Linked DNA regions of Homo sapiens: region 2 is linked to region 1. Evidence: chromatin contacts called from ENCODE Hi-C or POLR2A ChIA-PET data. All regions are on one chromosome and are shown on one strand. The core of a region is the stretch at or near the end of the contact, and the rest is flanking DNA. Distances in the headings are between cores, read along the strand shown.

Region 1 (6,459 bases), core at 3,096-5,595:
GGCCGCCCCAGTCTCAGGCCCCCCTAGCTCAGCCCCACTCCAGCCTCGGATGTCCTCTGTGGCCAGGAATAACCAAGTGACTCAGGCAGTGCCTGCAGCAATGACCCCACTCCCCAGGAACTTTCCCTTACAAGGCTGTGTGCAGTCCGGAGTACTAGGCAGGACCACTGCCCCACTTCATTCATTCATTCACTCATTCATTCATCCATTCACTAATTCATTCATTCATTCACTCATTCATTCATCCACCATACGTTTATTGAGCCAGCTCCTTTGCAAAGCTCCGGGTCACAACTGGGAACAGGTAGGTAGGACTCCCTGTCTCGTGCGCTTCTGTCCTAACAGCAGAGCTGGGCAGCCAGCAAAACGACCAGGTGGCAAAACACAGTGGACAGAGCAGAGCTGGGGAGAGGCAGCACAAGGAGGGGCTGGGAGAGCAGGACTGCAGGTGCGTGTCCATGTGTGTGAGCACATGTGTGTGCACCTGCTTGGGTGGGTGGTCAGAGGAGGCTGCCGTGCAAATGACCTTGGGGAAAAGCTGGGTGGGGCGGCAGGGCCAGGCATGAGCATGTCTGGAGGAACCGAGTGTCAGGGAGAGGGTGGCAGCATGAAGCCACAGGTGGAAGGTGGGTCCGGGGGCTTGCAAAGCAGCAGGAAGCTAGTGAGGGAGCAGAGGGACGCAGGAGGAGGAGGTGGGGCCAGGGGCTGGAGGGTCGAGGGGCAGGTGGAGGAGGGCCTCAAAGCCATTTGGAAGGCTCTGGGTATAGCTGGGGGTGGAGGTGGAAAGCCAGGTGAGGACAGATGAGAAGGCGCAAGACGGGCAACATCATGGCTCAGGGGCTGTGGTTTTGTAGGGGGCTCAGAGCGAGGGTCAGGCCAGGCCCCAGCCTCAGTCCCCTGACCGCCTCCCTCTTGGGCCAGCTCCACTTCCTGGCCCCTCCTGGAGGGTCAAGCGCAGCCTGGCGACTGTGCTGCTGGACGATGCCACTGGGACAGGCCAGGGCACTGGGGTGACCTCTCCTCGGGAATGAGGGAGGGGTGCTGCCCGCCCGCCCGCCTGCCTGTGCGGTAATTACAGCGGTTCCTGCCTGCTTGCTTTGAGGGGAGCCGGCTGGAGCTCACAGCCAGAGGGGCCCGCAGGTCTCACCTGCCAGCCACGCCCGCTGTGGCCTCACCTGCCCGCCCTGCAGGCCCACAGCATTCCCTTCCCAGGGAGGGGCTGACCCCTGGCCGCTGGATGCCGCTGCAGCTGAGTCACAGGTCACCTTGGGCAGGGAGGGGCTGGTCCAGAGGCTGGGCTGTAGGATGGCAGCATCACCCCAACTTTAGACGGATCCTGCCCCCTGGCTGTTTGCACGTGCAGAATAAAACATTCTCTTGTTCCTTTACTCAGACAAAGCCACCGTTAACGTTCGATGTGTTTCCTTCTAGTCTTTCTACTATATATGAGCACATATTTTTTTAAACAATGAAATCAGAAAGTACATACCGATGAATACCTTCAGCGCCATTTCCCCATGATACTTCAAATATTTAACAGCTCTATTGACATATAATTAACATACCATAAATTCTCCCATTGAAAGTATACAGTTAAATAGTTTTTAGTAAATTTCTAGTTGTGCAAGCATCACTATAATCTAATTCTGGAGCACTTTCATCTACCCTCAAAGAAAGCCTGCACCCATGAGACATTGCCTCCCATTCCCCTCCTGCCGCCGCCCCTGGGCAAACCACAAATCGGCTTCCTATCTCTATGGATTGGCCCATTCTGGACACCTCAAGTCAATGGAGTCACACAAAGCTCTCTTGGGTGTTCTGAAGCCCCATATGAAACGGCTGTCGGTGAGCTGTGCTTACACCATGCTTCCTTGTTGGTATCTTGTTTTGGGCATGGTTCTGCTTTGGATGGGTCCTCACCGTAAGGCCTGAAGGAGGGGTTATAAAAGGTGAGAGAGAATTTGTATTCCTCTCCCCGGCCACGGTGCTCCCCAAGAAGAACACAGCCATGAGCTCTTCCCCAAGGACAGGAACTCATCTCCTTTTTCCACATGGGCGTTCCCAGCACTGCCAGCATTGGCTGTAAGGGGCTCCACAAACATCGGGGTGACACACACCTCAGGACTGTGGCCTCTCCAGCTGGCTTGGCCTTCCTGTGTGGTGCCGTGGCCCCGCCGACACCAGGGTTGCATCAGGAACTCCTCTCCCAGATCCCAGCACATGTGACCAGGGTGGCCTTTCTGGTGGGAAACCATGATTCTCCCATGATGGAGAGGATGGTCGGAAAGAGCCACCCGGGTGGGGTCACAAAGATGACCATCCCCTGGGAAGGAGGAGTTACTGCCCAATCCAGAGAAAACCAACGTGAACCTGGATAAGGCTGCAAAGTACCGGGACAGCAGCGTCTGTGTGTCTTGTCAACGGATTCTAAAAGGCAGTTCCCAAAATATTCTCAGCCATGGTCAACCACTAAAGCCACTGTGGATTGGCCCAAAATGCCAGCTACCCAGGACTGTGAGGGAAGGGGGGTGTCTGTGGGAAGTGTGGGGCCTCAGGGAGCCTGTGTCCATTTGCCTCTTGTGCACAAGGGTGGGGAGGTGCCACTTCCGGCTGTGGGGCAGAGATGACAGCCTCTCCACTGGACACTGCTCAGGGTCCCTGGAAAGTTCCTTCCCTTGCAAAGTGCTTAGTGTGTTACCAATAGACCCCAGCAAGACATTGACCCAAATGTTGTCCTCTGTGTGTGTACGTGTGTGTGTGCGCATATGTGTGTGCATGTGTGTGTACATGTCTGTGTGTGCGTGTGTGTGCATGTGTGTGCGTGTGTGCATGTGTGTGTGTGTGCATGTACTGCACACCGAGCACCTGCCTGTGGATGGTGTACACACAAACACACCCACCCTGCACAGACACAGAGGCAAGCCGCCATCCACACATCGCGTCACCTCCTCGGTGGAAGGCACAGTAGTGACCCTGGCATTTCGTTTTTCTAGTTTGGTTTTGTCCAAGCTGGCTTGTGAGGTGCAGGTGTCCTCCTGCATCCAGGGCAGGGCAATGTGGTCTGTGGCTGTGGTGGTGTGTGGGGGACAGATGAAGGTGGAAGCTCGCACTGCACCCCACCACTGAGCACCGGATGAGGGCGAAGGGCTGTCCGCCTCACTGGACTCCCCGTGACTGCATCTACCTGCTTGCTCTGGCCAGACCTCCCCACTAGAGCATGGTCCACCCCAATGCCCGCCTCCACCCCTCTCCTTCAGCACAGGCCAAGCCTCCATTCCCCCTCCCAACGTCCACCCTCCCTGGCCTGTGCCACTGCATGGACTCCTGACTTCCTTCCCATCCTTACGGGGTGGTCGGCCTGTGCTGTCTCAGGTCCTGAGCTGCCCCTCCCTTCCCAAGCCATGCACCAGGGTCCAGCCCAGTGAGGCCATGTGGTGAGGGGATGAGCCATGGCCTCCATCAGGACAAGTGGGGCTGTCTCTACAAGAGGGCTTTCCTCTTCCACCAGTCTTGGGTGCCAGGGAGAGAGGCAAATATGGGTAGTGGTGGGTACATTGGCTAGATCAGAGGGGGCTGGCTTCCCAGAAGTTGGGAGGGTCCCTTTTAAAGTCATAGAAAGTCACACACCTGCTTGAGATAACAGTAGCACTTTTGGTACCTGCTAAAGGCAACACTTACTCCCAATCCCACAACGCTGTCAGAGGACTTTGCATTTCATCGCAACAGGATTGAGATGACTGAAAGTTGCTGAGCAAACCTCAGATGAATGAATAATCACAGAAGGGTTACTTGGTGACTTTCACGCAGTGTTTGTGGGCACAGGGTTCCTGAGGTTTTGCAGAACACCCCAGCAAGGATCTTGTTGTGGTGTCGATGGCTGCAGGCCACAGGCTGGGACCCCCTGTCACACAGGGCAAGAGACCTCCCCTGGCAGCCTGTGCTAGCCCCCCAGGCCAGGCCTGCAGGGAAAGGGGGCTAGGGGCTGGAACTGATCTCACGACAGCCTGTCCTCGGCTCCAGCATGTGGCTCCCTGGCTTCTGGCCACGGCTGGCTGGGTCCCCTGTGGCAGGAGCTGGCCATCCTGGAGTTCAAGGGCCCCTGAAGCACTGCCCACGCCTGATCTTCCTCCCCAGTGTTCTCTCCGCTCCAGGGGAAGTGAGACAGCCCAGCCCAGGCAAACAGGTCCAGCTGCAGCTGGCAGCCAGTCCCAAGAACGCTGCCACTCGGCCCTCCCCGCTGACCTCTGCACACCCTCGCCCGGCGCCCTGCCAGGCCTTATTCATGGGCTGGCAGTGCCAGGACCTCTCCCGGAGGCGGGGCAGAGCAGCAGCTTCTCGGCCCTGTGCCGAGCCCAGGCCTGCACCCTAGGCAGGCACTGCTCCGTGATCCAGGAACCACCTCTCTCTACAGCTGGGAGTGAGCAGTCAGAGAGGGAGACAGCCTTGCCCGGTGCTACCCAGCAAGCTAGTCACCGAGTGGGCAGAGGGAGGAGCGGCCCTCACCGGATGTCAAGCAGCCTGGGTCCCCAGTCCAGCTCTGCCTGTCCCTCGCAATAACGCCTCAGGTATGTTACGGACCACTCAGCTTGTTTCCCTGTAAGGAAACGTCCCTTCTCCCTTGAAATATGTCCCTTTCTATCCTCCCGGGGCCCTCGCAGGCCAACAGCCAGGAAGGTTGGAGCTGAGCTGGGCTGGCGGTAGCAACAGCAGCTTTCTCTCCTGCATTGGCTCCAGCAAGTCTTGCTCAGACGTTGGTGGGGTGGGGTGGGGAGGGTCACCGAGGCAGGGAGGAGCCTGGGGGTTGTCCTGTCGTCCTCCTGGGCCCCTAGAGTAGAAAGGGCACGTGAGGACCATCGAGGGTCCGAGGGGCATGGACAGGTGTGAGGGGACTCACGGGGGTGGGTGAGGTGGGGGAAGGAGCTTCCCAGAGCAGCACGGGGGCCCAAGCCCACCCTCCTCGCCACCCCTGCCCCACGAGGCCGTCTGGGTTGGGGATGCCCCAGGGGGGCCTTTGCGCAAACGTCTCCACTGGCAACAGCCGGTCGCTTGGCAACCCGCACGCCCCAGGCCCCTGCGCCCCGGGGAGCCCCGAGTGGGGCGGGGGTGCCCCGCGGCTCAGCGAAGCCCCTCCTGCAGCGGGCAGGGGAGGGGTGCAGGCAGCAAATGGAAAGCGCTCACCCACCCCAGAGCCAGCCGGGAAGTCCTTGCTGGAGCTGCTCTCCGGCACTGGGGCACCTGGGCAGCCATGTGCTGCCACCCAGGAAGGCAGGAGACCCAGGCTGCTCCCCAGGATCCTGGCAAGCCCCTTCCCTTCTGGGACAATAGAGGCAGCAAGGCCTTCTCCGGGGGCTGGGTGAGGAGAGAGGGCCTGCAGGTGTGAGGCATCTGTTGAGGCACAAACCAGAGGCTGTGCTCAGCTCAGCAAAACACAGTGCCTGTGGGTGGTGGGTGGCAGGGTCATTTCAGGTGGGATCCAGGATGTTCAAAGTGACATCCAACTCTGGGCTGGTCCCTCTGGGGTCGGCTGGGGGCTAAGGGCAGCAGCTGGACATGCCTCTTCCTGGACCCTGGGAGCTGGTCGCCTACAGAGCCCAAGCTAGGAGCTGCTGGCAGTCATTGTGACTAGGGGTCCCCCCATGCAGTGCCTGCATTTTAGGGAGACATTAGCCACCCTTGACGCCAGCCTGATTTGGGGTTTAGTCACCACTCAGGGCCATGCATTCCAACCAAAAAGTTACAGGCGTCCCCATCTTAACTAGCACCAAACCCAGCAGTGGGGCCGATGAACTTGGCCAAGCAGCCTGTGCCAGGATCCTGGTAGAAAGTGGGTTTGGGCAGCTGCAGGTGTGAAACATGGCTTAGCTTCTCTCCTGGGACTGGGGCAGGCTCCAGTTCAGCAGCCCACCTGAGGCACCTGCAAACACAGGTGAGCTTTTACACACGCCCAGCCCCCAGAGAAGGCCGGGGAGGCCTTGCCACCTCTGTTTTCTCAGAAGGGAAGGGGCTTGCCAGCATCCTGGGGAGGCGTCTGGGTCTCCTGCCTTCCTGGGTGGCAGCATGTGGCCGCCCAGGTACCCCAGCGCCGGAGAGCAGCTCCAGCAAGGACTTCCCGGCTGGCTCTGGGGCAGGCGAGCATTTCCCCTTTGCCTTTACACACCTGGGCTTCTGCGGTTTCCCAAGGGCTCTGGTGAGGAAACGGGCTTAGGTGCTGAGAGGGGGGCGCATAGGAGTGGGGGCATTTGGCCAGGGTGGCTGAGTCCCAGCGCCACCGTTCCGCACCCGGAAACCTTGGCTGTGATGCTTCTCTGTGGCTTCTAACCTGGAACCCGGGGGACATCCCCTTGCCCCAGTGCCTTCTCAATGCCAACGGTGACCCAGCCTGAGCTCCCCACCTGCCAAGGTCCGAGTTGAGCTCTCAGAACCCTTGGCCTTTCCGCAGGGCCTCCGAGGGCGTCTGGT
Region 2 (7,090 bases), core at 3,869-6,368, 42 kb after region 1:
GTTCTCCCTCCACCACAGTAAACTATGCCATGTCAGATACAGAGATAGAGATTTAAAAGGGCCTCAAATTCTTCACAGCTCATCTTATCAAGGATAGCACCTGTCTCTCCACCCCTGAATCTAGGTGGGCCTTTTTTGACCAATAGAATGTGGCAAACATGGTGTTAGGTGAGTTCTGGGGCCTAGGCAGCCCCTCACTCTTCCTCTTGGCACAGTGCAGGCAAGACAGACAGACGAGAGCTCATGAGAGAGACACGCAACTGGCAGTCAGCACCAGAGCCCCGACACCTGTCAATGGAGGCCGTTCCAGACCCTCCGCCCACCCAAGCCTCCTGGTGGCTGCAGCGACCTGAGTGAACTCCAGGGAGCCCAGCGCAACAGCCTGTCCCAGCCCAGCCCAAACCAAAGGTCTGTGAGCAAAGAAGCGGTTTTTTGTTTGTTTGTTTGTTTTTTAAAGACAAGGTCTCCCTCTATCCCCCTGGCTGAAGTGCGGTGGTGCAAACACAACTCACCGCAGCCTCAGCCTCCGGGGCTCAAGCGATCCTCCAGCCTCAGTCTCCCAAGTAGCTGGGACTACAGGCACTCACCACCACATTTGGCTAATTTTTGTATTTTTTATAGAGATGGGGTTTTGCCATGTTGCCCAGGCTGGTCTCAAACTCCTGAGCTCAAGCGATCTGTCTGCCTTGGCCTCCCAAAGTGCTGGGACTACAGGCGTGAGCCACCACGCTGGGCCCGGTGGTCGCTTTAAGTTGCTGAGTTTGAGGGCGGTTTGTTTCACAGCAACGGATCACTGACACACGCAGGACAAGCCAGCTCTCAGAAAAAGCTTGAAGGGGAGGAAGAAACCTTCAAACATATTGAGCTGTGGTTCTCAAGGTTACCAGGGCCAGATTTTAGCATTATTTAAAATACCTAAACTGCTAAATTTCCTCTTGCTTTTCTTCATCCTGAGCCTTTTAAGTTTGCTGAAAAAAGTCGATGAGAACCCAGCTGTAGGTCCCAAGCACAGTGTCCTGAATTAATGAATCAATCCATTAATTAATGCAAATAATTTGCCCCTAAGGGGTTGTGAGAGGGTTTAAGCCAACTTCTGCCTGGAGGCACGTTGCTGGGGGAGGTGTGCGGTGGCTCCTGGGTCCAGGACTCTTGCCTAGATAGAAACTGGCACTGGCCCTCCAGGGGACCAGTCTTCTGTGGCCACAGCAGCAGGGAGGGGGCCCTCCACCCGTGACTGCCAAAGCGAGTCTCTGTGTTCTGTCTGGTTTCTGGAAACCTTGCCCTGCCCTGTAGGGTGGGTGGGACACAGTATGCTGGGAGGGATGTGTAGGTATTGGAGGAGTGAGCAGGGCGTGTTCGGTGTGCTGGGTTGGGAGAGGAGGCTGTGATGGGAGAGGAGGCTGGAAAGAATGACACCCTTTGGTGGTCCCCCATAATTGCCAAAACCTGGAAGCCACCAAGATGTCCTTTGGTAGTGAATGGATAAATAAGTTTAAATAACTGTGGTGCAGCCAGACAAGGGAATATATTACTCATCATTAAAAAGAAATGAGCTGTCGAGCTGTGGAACAACACGGAGGGAACTTCAGTGCGTCTTACGAAGGGGTTTACTAAGTGAAGGGACCCACTGTGACAAGGCTGCACCCTGTGGGATTCCAATTCTAGGACACTCTGGAAAAGGCAAAACCATGGAGACAGTGACAAGACCAGTGGTTGCCAGGAGCTGGCGGGGAGGTAGGAAGGTGAAGCACGGAGAACTTTTAGGGCAGTGACACACCGGCATGACACCAGAGTGGTCACGGTGACAGGTGTCTTTATACATTTGTCCAGACCCATAGGATGTACAAGACCGAGTGTGAATGCCGACAAACTATAGACTCTGGGTGACAATGACGTGTGGGCTCATGAGTCGTAACATGTGTCCCACTCTGGTGGGGGAGGCTGTGCGTGTGGTGGGGGAGGGGGTGGATGAGAATTCTCTGTACCCTTCACTCAGTTTTGCTGTGAAACTAAAACAGCTTCAAAAAATAACATCTATTAAAAAAAAAAAACCAACAAAACAAATGAATAGCCAAAGAAACTGGGACACATATATGATAAAGATTAACATCTTTAGTATGTAAAAAAGTATGTAAATTAAAAAGAAAAATATAAATGCCCAACAGAAAACTGGCAAAAGGAAAATAAAAAAATTTAGTAGAGAATAAATACAAATAATGAATAAAATTTCCAGGCCCAGGGTAATGAAATAAATGGAAATAGAAACGGGATAACATGGTGGGGGGATGGTTTATGAAATTGGCATCAATTAACAAATTATAAAATCTAGTGTGGTAAAGGATTTGGGGAAACAGACATTCTCATTCAGCTCAGGGGGAGAAAGAATATAAACTGACCAATTTTTTTTTTTTTTTTTTGAGATGGAGTTTTTTGCTCTTGTTGCCCAGGCTGAAATGCAATGGCAAGATCTCGGCTCACTGCAACCTCCACCTCCCGGGTTCAAGCGATTCTCCTGCCTCAGCCTCCCGAGTAGCTGGGATTACAGGCGCCTGCCACCATGCCTGGCTAATTTTTGTATTTTTAGTAGAGATGGGGTTTCGCCATGTTGGCCAGTCTCGTCTGGAACTCCTGACCTCGTGATCCGCCTGCCTCAGTCTCCCAAAGTGCTGGGATCACAGGCGTGAGCCACCGCGCCCAGCCCTGACCAAATATTTCTGAATGGCAATTTGGAAACAAGATGCCAAAGGCTTAAAAATGTTTATACATTTTGACTTTTCACTTCCATTCCTAGGAATGAATCCTAAGGACATAGCCAGAGGTGCCCACAATAAAGGCATACATGCACAGATGCAGAAAAGCATTCGACAAAAATCCAATGCTCATTTATGACAAACCTGTCTACAAACTAGGAATGGAAGAGAAGCTCCTCAAGCTGATAAAGGCACCCACAGATATTCCACCGTTAGCGTCATACTGAATGGTAAAAGATGGAATTGTTTTCCCCCAAGAGCAGGAACAAGGTAAGAATGCCTCTGCTCCCACCACTTCTAGTCCATGCTCTCACAGAGGCCCTGGCCTCTGCATCAGGCAAGAAAAGGAAATAAAAGGCATAAAGACTGGAAAAGAAGGAACAGAACTGCCCCTATTTTCAGTTGATACAACTGTTCATCTGAAAAACCTCATGGAATTTATAAAACAATCTTTAGAACTAATAACTGGATTTCATAAAACTGCAGGATAAAAGGTTAATAGAGAAAAATTAATTGTATTCTTAAACAGTAACAATGCACAATTGGAACATGAAATAAATAAAACATTAAATTTATAGTAGCAAAAAAATCCCCACATAAAATACTTCGGAATAAGCCTGACAAAAGACATTCAAGAACGTCATACTGAAAAACACAAAAATTGCTGAGATAAGTCAAATAGGATCTTAAGAAATGCAGAAATGCACCATGTCCATAGAATAAAACCGTCAACTTGGTTAAGATGACAATCTTGCCAAACTGATCTACAGATTCAACACAAGCCCAATCAAAATTCCAACAGGAATTTTTAGTGAAAATTGATAAGTTGACCCTAAAATTTGGAGCTAGTATAACCAGAGCGACTATAAAAAAGAAGAACAAAGTTGGAGGATGCATCTGACTTTGAGACCTACATAGCTATCATCAAGAAAGTTTGGTATTGGTGAAAAGATAACTATGGTGAAATAGGCAAATAATCAATGGAACATAACAGAGTCCAAAAATATCAATTGATTATTTACAAAAGTGCAAAGACAATTCAGTGGAGAAAGGATGGCTTTTCAATAAACGATACTGGATCAACAGGATATCTGCATGAAAAAAATTAACATCAACTCTTTTCTCCCATCACTCCCCCAAATTAACTCAAAACGGATCACGGACCTAGATGTGAAACCTTAACTAGGAAACTTCCAGAAGAATCCGTAAGAGAAAACCTGTGTAACCTTAGAATAGGCCCAGGTTTCTTAGATAGAACACAAAAAATACAAACTGTAAAAGAAATAATAAATTGGAAAATTAAAGACTTTTTTTTTTCATCAAAATACTCCATTAAAGGAAACAAAAATGCAAGTCACAGACTGGGAGAAAATATTCACAAAACATATAGTCAACAAAAAACTTGTATCCAGAGTATGTATAAGAAACTGTTAAAATGAAATACTATTGTTACACAAAGGTTTCTTAGACCAGACACCAACATATGACCATAAGTGAAAAAAAAAATTAATCTTCATTAAAATGAAAACCTTCTACTCTTTAAGAGATATTGTTAAGAAAATAAAAAGATAAGCCACAGACTGGGAAAAAGATATTTGCCAAATGCTTATATGATAAAGGGCTTATCATATAAGTCAGTAATATGCTTTAAATCATCATTCTATACAGAATATAGAAAAGGTCCTCAAAACAGTAATAAGAAAACACAATCCAAACATGGGCAAAAGATTTGAAAAGACATTTCACCAAAGAGGATATTCAGATGGCCAAGAAGCCTATGAAAAGGTGCTCGACAGCATTCATTATTAGAGAAATGCAAATAGAAAGAAACCTCAATGCAATCTAAAGGAACATGATGTGATCCACTACACATCTATTGGAATGACTAAAAAACAAATGAATGAGGCCACGAGCAAGGCAGTTCAAGCTTGTAATCCCAGCATTTTGGGAAGCTGAGGCGGGTGGGTCACCTGAGCTCAGGAGTTCAAGACTAGCCTGGGCAACATGGCGAAATCCCGTTTCTGCTAAAAATACAAAAAATTAGTAGGCATCGCAGTGCACCTCTGTTATCCCAGCTACTCCAGAGGCTGAGGCAGGAGAATCACTTGAACCCTGGAGGCGAGGTTGCAGTGAGCCAACATCATGCCACTGCACTTCAGCCCGAGCGACAGAGTGAGACTCTGTCTCAAAAAAACCCAAAAAACAAAAACCCAAAAAAAAAAAAAAAAAAAAAAAAAAAAAACGAAGGAATGAAACTGACACTGTGAGTGCTGGCCAGGAGGCGAGCAACAGAACTCTCCTACAATGTGACGGGAAGTCAAATGACAGAACCACTCTGGAGAACTGTTTGGCAGTGTCTTATAAAGTCACACACACCCCTACCATATGACTCAGCAATGCCCCCTAGGTATTTACCCAAAATACATGGAAAATGTTCACACGAAATCTGTGTGTGAATGTTTATAGCAGTTTTATTCATCATTGCAGAAAACAGGAAATGACACAAACGTCTTTCAGCTGGTGAATGGCTAAACAAACAATGGTACATCTTAACAAGGGAATACATACGCCTCAGCAATAAAAAGGAGCAAACTGCTGATATGCATGACGATATGGAAGCATCTCAGTTGTATTATGTTAAGTGAAAGAAGCCAGACACAAAAGGCTACATGAGAAGATACTCAGCATCCTCTGTAGTCAGGAAAATGCAAATTAAAACCACAATGAGATACTCCTACTCACCTATTAGAATGGCTACAGTGGACAAGACTGATCATAGCAAGTGTTGCTGAGGACATGGAGGAACTGGAACTCTCACGGACTGCTGGTGGGAATGCAACACGGCAAACCACTTTAGGAAAGCAGTTCAGTAATTTCTTAAAAATTAAACACATGCCTGTTTCCAGTTATTCCATTCCCAAGTATTTACCAAGAGAAATAAAAACATATGTCCACGTGCAAAGACTTGCACATAAATGTGTGTAACAGCTTTATCTAAAATAGCTAAGAACTGGCCAGGCACAGTGGCTCACGCCTATAATCCCAGCACTTTGGGAGGCCGAGGCTGGTGGATCACCTGAGGTCAGGAGTTTGAGACCAGTGTGACCAACATGGTGAAACACTGTATCTACCAAAAATACAAAAAATCAGCCAGACGTGGTGGCGGGCGCCTATAATCCCAGCTACTCGGGAGGCTCAGGCAGGAGACTTGCTTGAACCCTGGAGGCAGAGGTTGCAGTGAGCCAAGATCACGAGACTGCGCTCCAGCCTAGGCAAGAAGAGCAAAACTCCATCTCAAAAAAATAAAAATAAAAATAATAAAATAAAATAGATAAGAACTGAAAACAACCCAGGGTTTATCAACAGCCAATGCAGTAATGAATCGTGGTCTGTACATACCATGGCATACTACTCAGCTGTAACACGCAGTAGCATGGACGCATGACAAAATTATTATGCTGATTGAAAGAAGCAGGACAAAAAACAAGCACATACTGCATGATCCCATTTACATAAAATTCTAGAAAAGGCAAACAAATCTAGAGTGATGCAAAGCAGATGCAACTTTTTTCCTTTTTCCAATTATTTTATTGTGTTAAAAAATACTTATCATCAAATTTACCATCTCAACCTATTTTTTTTTTTTTTTTTTTTTTTTTTTTGAGACAGAGTCATCTCACTCTGTTGGCCAGGCTACAGTGCAGTGGCAAGATCTTGGCTCACTGCAACCTCCACCTCCCGGACTCAAGCAATTCTCCTGCCTCAGCCTCCCAAGTATCTGGGATTACAGGTACCCGCCACCACGCCTGGCTAATTTTTGTATTTTTAGTAGAGATGGGGTTTCACCATGTTGGCCAGCTGGCCTCAAACTCCTGACCTCAGGTGATCCGCCCACCTTGCCTCCCAAAGTGCTGGGATTACAGGTGTGACCCACCACACCCGGCCCCATCTCAACCATTTTTAAATGTACAGTTCAGGTATTAAATATATTTCTAATATTGTACAATGATCATCACCTTCCATTTCCAGAACTCTTTTCATCTTGTAAAACAAAAGCTCTATACCTATTAAACAATAGCTTCCAGGCCAGGCGCGGTGGCTCATGCCTGTAATTCCAGCACTTTGGGAGGCTGAGGTGGGCAGGTCACTTGAGGTCAGGAGTTTGTGACCAGCCTGACCAACATGATGAAATCCCATCTCTACTAAAAATACAAAAATTAATGGTGGCTCATGCCTGTAACCCCAGCACTTTGGGAGGCCGAGGTGGGCGGATCACCTGAGGTCAGGAGTTCGAGACCAGCCTGACCAATATGATGAAACCCCATCTCTACTAAAAATAC

Evidence for each region. Hi-C counts contacts between places; a loop is a spot of excess contacts on that map. ChIA-PET counts read pairs that join two places held with the same protein, here RNA polymerase II (POLR2A). Pooled maps may share reads with other maps.
Region 2: a map of PC-3 shows a loop between it and region 1 (5-fold over the local background). The contact joins the enhancer-like site here to the promoter of LINC01978 in region 1. A Hi-C loop is called at or near these places in 5 of 168 maps with a recorded cell type or tissue (Caco-2, DLD1, PC-3 and 2 more), 1 of 37 single-sample maps with no recorded cell type and 6 of 50 pooled maps. POLR2A ChIA-PET finds 5 or more read pairs at or near these places in 8 of 52 experiments (Caco-2, H1, HEK293T and 5 more).

What each region holds. Positions count from the first base shown.
Region 1 is chr17:79,915,012-79,921,470 of GRCh38, forward strand. It overlaps LINC01978 (long intergenic non-protein coding RNA 1978), which reads left to right and starts at 4,346. Exons shown (of 2, transcript NR_110851.1): 1 at 4,346-4,565. It overlaps LINC01979 (long intergenic non-protein coding RNA 1979), which reads right to left. Exons shown (of 6, transcript NR_110850.1): 4 at 6,393-6,459; 5 at 1,176-4,825; 6 at 241-402.
Region 2 is chr17:79,955,818-79,962,907 of GRCh38, forward strand. The region is part of intron 3 of TBC1D16 (TBC1 domain family member 16); the gene reads right to left. Among named protein-coding and RNA genes, the nearest start is that of LINC01979, 33 kb to the left of the region's middle. RefSeq lists an enhancer at 441-941. Within about 2 kb of position 5,119, at least 2 of the 41 ENCODE cell types and tissues checked have a DNase peak (open chromatin) inside an H3K27ac peak, as active enhancers do; they include PC-3, where a contact is called at or near this core.